2 separate regions of the Homo sapiens genome follow, and region 2 is linked to region 1. A link is an interaction called in ENCODE POLR2A ChIA-PET data of the cell type or tissue named here. Cell type or tissue: B cell. All regions are shown on one strand. Region 1 overlaps NSD1 (nuclear receptor binding SET domain protein 1). Region 2 overlaps NSD1 (nuclear receptor binding SET domain protein 1).

Evidence for each region. Peaks named below come from ENCODE experiments on the same cell type or tissue, not always from the same donor. Only the 100,000 strongest peaks of a DNase experiment are listed, where the experiment ranks them.
Region 2: POLR2A ChIA-PET joins it to region 1 with 8 read pairs; 7 of 35 experiments call an interaction of 5 or more read pairs at or near these places.

The regions. Positions count from the first base shown.
Region 1 is chr5:177,170,756-177,175,755 of GRCh38, forward strand. The region is part of intron 2 of NSD1 (nuclear receptor binding SET domain protein 1); the gene reads left to right. Among named protein-coding and RNA genes, the nearest start is that of NSD1, 39 kb to the left of the region's middle. In B cell, no CTCF peak of the experiment used is centred here; no DNase peak of the experiment used is centred here; H3K27ac peaks cover 532 bases.
Region 2 is chr5:177,294,191-177,299,190 of GRCh38, forward strand. It overlaps NSD1 (nuclear receptor binding SET domain protein 1), which reads left to right. Exons shown (of 23, transcript NM_022455.5): 23 at 1-5,000. The coding sequence ends at 1,269. Among named protein-coding and RNA genes, the nearest start is that of RAB24, 7.0 kb to the right of the region's middle. RefSeq lists enhancers at 1,510-2,011, 2,012-2,511. In B cell, no CTCF peak of the experiment used is centred here; DNase peaks (open chromatin) are centred at 1,921 and 2,463; H3K27ac peaks cover 3,973 bases.

The sequences.
Region 1 (5,000 bases):
ATTTTCTATACCAAAGTTTTTCAATATCCCCAACATAAACTATCCATTAAATAGTAATTCCTAATAGTTCCCTATTCCTACTCCTTGGTAACCTAAATTCTTTCTCTCCCTTTGAATTTGCCTGTTTTATTTTAGATAATATAAGTAGTATCATATAATATTTATCTGTTTATATCTGGCTTATTAACATAAAGTGGAGCCAATTTTAGCACATTTTTGTCACTTCAAAATGAAACCTTCTTGCTTGATAATTTACCATGTTAAAAAAAAAAAAAAAGGAAACCGGGCGGGGCGTGGTGGCTCAGGCCTGTAATCCCAGGACTTTGGGAGGCCGAGGTGGACAGATCACAAGGTCAAGAGATTGAGACCGTCCTGGCCAACGTGGTGAAACCGTCTCTAATAAAAATACAAAAATTAGTAGTGCGCCTGTAGTCCCAGCTACTCAGGAGGCTGAGGAAGGAGAATCGCTTGAACCAGGGGGGCAGAGATTGCAGTGAGCCAAGATCACGCCGCTGCACTCCAGCCTGGCGACAGAGCGAGACTCCGTCTCCAAAAAAAAAAAAGGAAACCTTGTACGCTTTAGTTACCATCCTCCTACACCTTAACTTCCCTGCCCCTAAGTAACCATTATACTATTGCCTGTCTCTACATCCCTCTATTTGAGACTCATATGAATGAAATTATATAATATGTAGACTTTTGTTACTGTTTTTTTCTATTAGCATGATGTTTTGCAGGTTTATCCTTATTTAGCATGTATCAGCGGCCACATAATACTTCATTGTATGGATATTTCACATTTTGTTATCCATTCATCAGTTGATGGTCATCATCCCAAACAAGAACTCTGTACTTATTGAATGATTCTCCTTTCCTCCCTTTGTCTATTTTGGCCATTTTGTAGTAACTCTATTTGCCTATCCTAGGTATTTTATTTAAGTGGAGTCATACAGTATTTGTCTATTTGTGTCTGGTGTATTTCACTTAGCATAATGCTGTCAAGGTTTTTGCATGTTGTAGTGTGTATCAGGACTTCTTTTTCATGGTTGAATGATCTTCCATCTTGTAAATAATAACACATTGTATTATCCATTTGTGATGGACATTTGAGTTGATTTCACCTTTTCGACAATGTAAATAATGTCGCTATGAACATGGGTGTGCAAATATCTGTTTGAGTCTCTGCCTTCAGTTCTTTTTGGTATATGCTTAGCAGCAGAATAGCTGGGTCACATGGTAATTCCATACTTAACTCTTAGAGGAAGTCCGCCCCTTCCTTTCTTAAGTCTTTGCTGTATACCTTTGAAGGGTTTCCCTAGTTTATATAATTGCTTGTGATAGTTTTTCCCCTATTTATTGACTGTTTTGGGGGAGATACTGGCCCTTGAAGTTCATGACGACTCCATTTCCTCTGATGTCACTATAAACACTTTTGACTGTGGCAGCCTTTGCTAAAAATATTTTTGGATCCTGGATGTGGTAGTTCATGCCTATTATAATCCTAGCACTTTGGGAGGCCAAGGTGGGAGAATTTCTTGAGTTGGGAGTTAGAGACACTTTTGGAGTTTGTTTTTTTATAATTGTCTTTTTTTTTTCCATCTCAGTCTTAAAGTTATTTCTTCAAAGACATAATTGTGCTTAGGCTTTGATGCTTTCATCAGGTAAAATGAAATAAAGACTGAATCTGATGAATAAATAAAACTAGTAGATAACAGCTTCTAAGTGTGACTTTGAAGTAACATGAATGGTTTTTATCATATGATACATAGAAATGACTTCTTAGTGGTAATATATGGCAGGATTTGGCAAACTAGCCTGCAGTCCAAATATGGCTAAAAGCTGTTTTTGTACAACCAGTGAGCCAACAATAGTTTTTACATTTGTGAATCGCTGAGGCAAAATCCAAAGGAAAATATTTTGAGGCCGGGTATGGTGGTTCACGTATATAATCCCAGCATTTTGAGAGGTTGAGGTGGGAGGATGGCTTGGGCCCAGGACTTGGAGACCAGCCTAGGCAACATAGTGAGATCCTGTCTCTAAAAATTTTTTTTAAAAACTAGCTGGGCATGGTGGTACATACCTTGTAGTCCCTGCTAGTTGGGAGGCTGAGGTGGGAGGATCACTTGAGTCTGGTATGTTGAGGCTGTAGTGAGCTGAGATCCTGCCACTGTACTCTAGCCTGGGTAACAGAGCGAGACCCTGTCTCAAAAAAAAAAAAAAAAAAAAAGAATATTTTGTATCATGTTAGAATTAAATTAAGCCGGGCGCGGTGGCTCACGTGTAATCCCATCACTTTGGGAGGCCTAGGTGGGCAGATCACGAGGTCAGGAGATCGAAACCATCCTGGCTAACACAGTAAAACCTGTCTCTACTAAAAATACAAAAAATTAGCCGGGCGTGGTGGCAGGTGCCTGTAGTCCCAGCTACTCGGGAGGCTGAGGCAGGAGAATGGCGTGAACCCGGGAGGCGGAGCTTACAGTGAGCCGAGATAGCGCCACTGCACTCCAGCCTTGGCGAAAGAGCTAGACTCTGTCTCAAAAAAAAAAAAAAAAAAAAGAATTATATGAAATTAAAACTTCAGTAACTACAAGAAGTCTATTGGAATGTTGCCACTAATATGTTGTCTGGCTGCTTTTGTGCTGTGATGGGAGGATTGAGTAATTTCGAGTGTATGTCTTACATTGCAGAATCTAAAATATTTACTATCTGGCTTTTTTTTTTTTTTTTTTTTTTTTGCGACGGAGTTTCACTCTTGTTGCCGAGGCTGGAGTGCAATGGCACGATCTCGGCTCACCGCAACCTCTGCCTTCTGGGTTCAAGCAATTCTCCTGCCTCAGCCTCCTGAGTAGCTGGGGTTACAGGCACGTGCCACCACACCCAGCTAATTTTGTATTTTTAGTAGAGACGGGATTTCCCCATGTTGGTCAGGCTGGTCTCGAACTTTTGACCTAACATATCTGCCCGCCTGGGCCTCCCAAAGTGCCGGGATTACAGGCATGAGCCACTGCACCTGGCCTACTATCTGGCTCTTATACAGAAAAAAGTTTATCGACGTGTGTGATTGTCACAGGTTATTATTGATTGGTCTTCTGAGAACAATAGTCATTCATATGTGTTCTAATGCGACTGCCAAAATATTATTTCATAAGCACATTTAATATGTTAACTTTTAATGGATGAAGCAGTAATTTGGTAGTTAAATGAACATTAATTCAACTTGCTTTGGTTAGTGGGAAGGATATTTTAGTGTTATTTTCATATTCACATTATCCTGCTGGTCAGCATTCCTTTTTATTCTCCTCCTTGGTCGTCAGAAAAGAGGTTAAAAAGGCCGGGCGCGGTGGCTCACGCCTGTAATCCCAGCACTTTGGGAGTCCGAGGCGGGTGGATCACGAGGTCAAGAGATCGAGACCATCCTGGCCAACATGGTGAAACCCCGTCTTTATTAAAAATACAAAAATTAGCAGGGCGTGGTGGTGCCCCAGCTACTTGGGATGCTGAGGCAAGAGAATCACTTAAACGCGGGAGGCGGAGGTTGCAGTGAGCCGAGATCGCGCCACTGCACTCTGGCCTGGGCAACAAGAGCGAGACAGATTACAGGCGCACGCCACCTTGCCAAGCTAATTTTTGTGGTTTTAGTAGAGACAGGGCTTCGCCATGTTGGCCAGGCTGGTCTCGAACTCCCAACCTCAGATGATCGCCTCCCACCTTGGCCTCCCCAAGTGCTGGGATTACAAGCGTGAGCCACTGCACCCGGCCAGAAGTTATTATATAATCAATGCACCATTGCCCAAAATACTTATCTGAATTTTTTTTTTTTGACACGGAGTCTTGCTCTTGTCACCCAGGCTGGAGTGCAATGGCGTGATCTTGGCTCACTGCAACCCCTGCCTCCTGGGTTCAAGCAATTCTTCTGCCTCAGCCTCCTGAGTAGCTGGGATTACAGGTGCCCACTACAACGCCCGGCTAATTTTTCTTTGTATTTTTGGTAGAGATGGAGTTTCACCATGTTGGCCAGGCTGGTATGAAACTCCTGAGCTCAGGTGATCTGCCCACCTCGGCCTCCCAAAGTGCTGGGATTACAGGTATGAGCCACCGTGCCTGGCCTTATCTGACTTTTTTTTTTTTTTTTTTTTGGGACAGTCTCGCTCTGTCACCCAGGCTGGAGTGCAGTGGCGCTATCTTGGCCCACTGCAAGCTCTGCCTCCTGGGTTCACGCCATTCTCCTGCCTCAGCCTCCCGAGTAGCTAGGACTACAGGCACCCGCCACCACGCCCGGCTAATTTTTTGTATTTTTAGTAGAGACGGGGTTTCACCGTGTTAGTCAAGATGGTCTCGATCTCCTGACCTCGTGATCCACTCGCCTCAGCCTCCCAAAGTGCTGGGATTATAGGCGTGAGCCACTACACCCGGCCTGACTTTTAAGCCATTGTATTTATTATATCATTGATTTAGTTTTGGGCAAATGTGGTCACAGAAGATTTGGACAAATGTTGTCACAAAAGGTTATGCTTAATTTTCCGTAATTTATTTCGGCAGTGAGTAGGAAGAAAATTTGAATGCGTATATGTTACAGACAGTCTTTTTGAGGCTGGGGACGTGGCTCACACCTGTAATCTCAGCACTCTGTGAGGCCAGTGCAGGAGGATCGCTTGAACCCTTGAGTTTGAAACCAGCCTCGGCAACATGGCAAAACCTCATCTCTAAAAAAAAAAATTTTAAATTTAGCCAGGCTGGTGGCATGTGTCATTAGTCCCAGCGACTTGGTGGGGCTGAGGTGGGAGGATCACTTGAGCTCAATAGGTATAATTTTCAGTGAGCTGTGATTAGGCCACAGCACATTAGCCTGAGTGACAGAGTGAGAATCTGCCTTAAAAAAAATAAAGTATTTGAAAGCCTTCTTCAGAGGTTATTCTTGGAAAAGCAAATAATATTATAGCCTTGAGTATAATAGTGTCATATCATTTAAGCCATATGGAAAATAATACTTTGTATGAAAA
Region 2 (5,000 bases), 120 kb after region 1:
AGGCCATTGCTACCTGAAAGACCTCTTGAGAGAACTGACTCCAGGCCCCAGCCTTTAGATAAGGTCAGAGACCTCGCTGGGTCAGGGACCAAATCCCAATCCTTGGTTTCCAGCCAGAGGCCACTGGACAGGCCACCAGCAGTGGCAGGACCAAGACCCCAGCTAAGCGACAAACCCTCTCCAGTGACCAGCCCAAGCTCCTCACCCTCAGTCAGGTCCCAACCACTGGAAAGACCTCTGGGGACGGCTGACCCAAGGCTGGATAAATCCATAGGTGCTGCCAGCCCAAGGCCCCAGTCACTGGAGAAAACCTCAGTTCCCACTGGCCTGAGACTTCCGCCGCCAGACAGACTGCTCATTACTAGCAGTCCCAAACCCCAGACTTCAGACAGGCCTACTGACAAACCCCATGCCTCTTTGTCCCAGAGACTCCCACCTCCTGAGAAAGTACTATCAGCTGTGGTCCAGACCCTTGTAGCTAAAGAAAAAGCACTGAGGCCTGTGGACCAGAATACTCAGTCAAAAAATAGAGCTGCTTTGGTGATGGATCTCATAGACCTAACTCCTCGCCAGAAGGAGCGGGCAGCTTCACCTCATCAGGTCACACCACAGGCTGATGAGAAGATGCCAGTGTTGGAGTCAAGTTCATGGCCTGCCAGCAAAGGTCTGGGGCATATGCCGAGAGCTGTTGAGAAAGGCTGTGTGTCAGATCCTCTTCAGACATCTGGGAAAGCAGCAGCCCCTTCAGAGGACCCCTGGCAAGCTGTTAAATCACTCACCCAGGCCAGACTTCTTTCTCAGCCTCCTGCCAAGGCCTTTTTATATGAGCCAACAACTCAGGCCTCAGGAAGAGCTTCTGCAGGGGCTGAGCAGACCCCAGGGCCTCTTAGCCAATCCCCGGGCCTGGTGAAGCAGGCGAAGCAGATGGTCGGAGGCCAGCAACTACCTGCACTTGCCGCCAAGAGTGGGCAATCTTTTAGGTCTCTCGGGAAGGCCCCAGCCTCCCTCCCCACTGAAGAAAAGAAGTTGGTAACCACAGAGCAAAGTCCCTGGGCCCTGGGAAAAGCCTCATCACGGGCAGGGCTCTGGCCCATAGTGGCTGGACAGACACTGGCACAGTCTTGCTGGTCTGCTGGGAGCACACAGACATTGGCACAGACTTGCTGGTCTCTTGGAAGAGGGCAAGACCCCAAACCAGAGCAAAATACACTTCCAGCTCTTAACCAGGCTCCTTCCAGTCACAAGTGTGCAGAATCAGAACAGAAGTAGTACCAATCAATGTCACATGAACAAACAAGCTGCCCCCAGGGTACCATTTGGGGAGGGGAAATCTTTTCTTTCTTTCCCCCTTAAAAAAAAACACATCTGCCCCGAACACTTTCCCACTGTTATTCTTTCCTCATATCCCAACACTCAGAACTCTTGTGACATTAGCCAGTGGGGGCTTATGGTTGTGTGAACCATGTATGAAAATCCAGTGGGCCCCAACCAAGGAGACAGACAGACTTGGGTCTCTTTCCCCCAACTTTTCCACATGGTCATCGTGAAATAAAAAGTCCACTCTGGAGTCAAGTATGGAATTCAATTCCGCTGGTCAGGTTGGAAGGTATAGGGGCTCTCAAAGCGATTTCCCCAACCAGACAGAGCCCCATTGAGGGCACCTAGGAACCCTTGGGAGGAAATGGTGTTCTTTCAAATCAGTGGCGATTTCCTGAGCATTCACGTGTTCTAGGCCGGGTGCTAGTCACTGATGAGAGATACAGGCCTCATCCCTGTGAGCCTGGATTCCAAGGCTTTCAGGAACCTTTGACCAGGAAGTAACAGGAAGTTCTGAGGGGCCCTGGGGCTTTAGACTCATTTTGAAATGTCCTTTGTGGCACCAGAAGTGGTTGTGTTGAGGAAGTGTCTCTTGGCTGCGGTGTGCATGGGTGCGTGTGCATGCGCGCACACTCACAGAGGTCTCCTCTATAGATGCAAGGGTGCTGCATTGAGGCCAGCAAGGCTGTTGGCTGTGGGGTCGCCGCTGCTGCTTTTGTCTGGGCTGTGCAGAGTCTCAAGATCAGTCCTTGGAGGAGCAGGTGGTCAGGGGCAGTCGGGCTCTGTGCGAATGTAGATTTCCAGCAGTGGAAGAAGGCATTTGGCAAGCTTCTCTTTCTTTGCTTTTGTTTCTACCTATTTTTCTCTTTGTACATGAATCCACCCCATCCCTATTTCCCTAAAACACTCAGGTGCTTTCAGATTTCAGAGCCTCGGGCAGTGGACATAGGGAATCTCTGGCAAGCTCTGAGCTAGACACACCAGCTTCAGGAAGAGTACCAGATCCTGATGGGAAATTTCTTTTCCCCATTCCTTTTCCCTCCTGAGTGGAGGGAGTCCTCTTCTTCGCCTCCCTGAGAATTGCTGTGCTCTGTATTGAGAGCACCTGCCTGCTGACTTAGCTCAAAGGCAAGCCAGAACCCTTCCCTGAAGACTGGCAAGAGGTGGTGTTTAGAGCAACGTCCAGGCTAAGAGATGACTCCTATTAACTGCTGATTATCTGTTACTGCTGCCCTGAGCTGGGGCCCAAGGGCTGGGAAATCTGTTGGTGCTACCCTGCCCTACCATTCACCCAGCTCACAGACTGCCAACAGGAAGTGCTGTTTGGCTAGTTTCCTCCCACTTGTCTACCCCTCCTTTGTCCTTAGACCAACATGTTTACCTCTCTGCTTTGCCAACTTAGCCAGCAGGCCATCCCCGGCCCTAACGTCTCCTGGCCATTATCTCTTAGTTATGGCTTTCACGCTCTCAATAGGATTCTGTATTTGGTCCCAATTTCCTCAAGTTCTTATTGAGGTTACTCCCATCAATTCCACGGAGGGAACAGTAGTTATTATAGAAGCATTTGCGCTTTATCTAAAGATTAAAAATAGAATCTGCTTTTATTTCCCAAAGTCTGTCTCTGAGGTTGAGACACTTGAACTCAGGCAGAGGGACGAGGCTGGGCAGGGCTGTCCTGAGTTTAGGGGCCTATCCCTGCATTTCACTGAGACCTCGGAATCTCCTCTGTGAATTCCACCTGCCTAGTTCTCCCCTTTCATCCTCTCTCTCTTCCCACATCATCAAAGAGGAAAAGCTCTTTGTTCAAAAGGAAGAGAAAACGTAAAGCATCTTATTTTCTTTTAAAAGAATTTTAAACCATGAAAAAGATATTTTTAAAGAAATTCACCGAGAACATTAAAGTTCATTATATTAAGTATTTATCATGTGTGAGAATAATAAATATATAACTGCAGCTAGTAGGTCCCTTTCCCTAATCTTTTAGGTCATATGAGTAGGGTTTGCTTGGTGCCAGTCCTGTGCCCTTTTCTCTCCAGTCATCTGTAGTTGTGATCAGAAAAAGGTATCTGCACTGCACTGTCAGAGTCTCCTTTCACTATGTTGTGTGTTAAATTACCGTAGCTCTTTGTTTCATGAAATAAACTGTGAATTTGGGGGGGGCGGGGGGAGGGCGTGCAGGCCATGTAAAAATTTTCCGTGGAGAAGTTTGATTCTAAAGTAGCTTCTCTAAAGTAGGCTTTGGTAGGTAATCAACTTGACAGCAGTCTAGATGTCTCACAGGACAGGAGGGAGTGAGGGAAAGGGGCCATGATTGGCTGCTTTGTGGTTTTATTTTGGTTCTTTCCATTCTCCGCCATTCATTGGAGGCTTCGTTCCAGACCTGCCTGGGAAAACAGCTTCTGAGCCATTTTGGGGAGCAGTTCTTCATCTGAATGGATGGACATCTGGGCTTCCTTCAAGGGCCATTGAATGGGAACTAGAAAACCACTGGAAACTAGAAATTTGAGCTATTGGGCCCACCAGTAGCAGCATGTGATACTAGATGGTTAAAATCATGAAAGCAGTCACTATCCAATTAGAAGCAGAGTCACAACAACTGTTGGGAAATGTGACTCTTGGAGGAAGGTGGGGAGGGAGTGGCCTTGCCAGCCCTGTGGGACGTCCCCTGAAGTTTGTAATAAGACCCCTTTTCCAAAGGGATGTGAATTGGAGTGAAAAGGAAATCTTTCATCTTAGAAAACTTCTGGTCCTTAACGCAGGGTGGTATTTGGGTATGTGCTTGGAAATTGAGATCTCAAGAGTGTTTGCCTTGGAGCCAGCTCCCCAGGAGGCCTTTTCCAGGGACAAGGCAAAAGTTGAAATTCTCCATGGGTAGCTAGAAAGCCAATACATCTAGCCCTGCTAAGTCAGAAAAAGATTATGAAAAATGTTGAAATTTACATTCAAAGCCTCATTTGCTTATCTTGCTGGAGCCAACCCAGTCTAATAGCAAAATAGCTGTCATTGATACAGAAACATCCTCATTTTTAAATGTCTGCTTTACCCTGTTACTGAGTTTGAGATGACTTAAATCACTGTGTTGACCCTCTTCTGAACCAAATCTTTAGCATTGATGAAAATAGTTATTTTATTCTTTACATCCTTCACCCCACACTATGGTCAGGGCATGAAACACCCTGTTGATCCCTTCCCAGGCTCGGCACTGTCTGCTCACTGGAGCCGGACTCCCAGGTTGTAATTCTAATGTTGCCTCATGAGAACAGAATGGCAGAAAGTTTAGTCCTGACAGATTCCCCCATAGGGAGTAATGAGGACAGCATGAAACTTGGATAGGTTTTACCCTTAGTCCCTATAAGGTGGATTTTACTAAGGTTTTTTAAATGATACTGTCATCCTCTTGGGGTTTATCAGCCAGGTTAGAGGAGCCCAGTGTCCTAACCTCTCTCAGATCATGGCAGAGAAGGAGCTGCCTCCAGCCCCTTTCTTGCTGAGTTTCATTTGAGCAGTTCCATGTGTAGACATTCCAAGTCACTGCTTGGTAGTTGCTGTGGGAGCCTGTCATTGGCTATGGCCAGTTAGTTCTCAGCTGAGCTTCCTAGGGCCAGTGCAACAGGGCCAGAGGCTGCTATAGTGTAAATTGAAATAAGAATAGATCATTGTTTTGTACACACACACAATAAAAT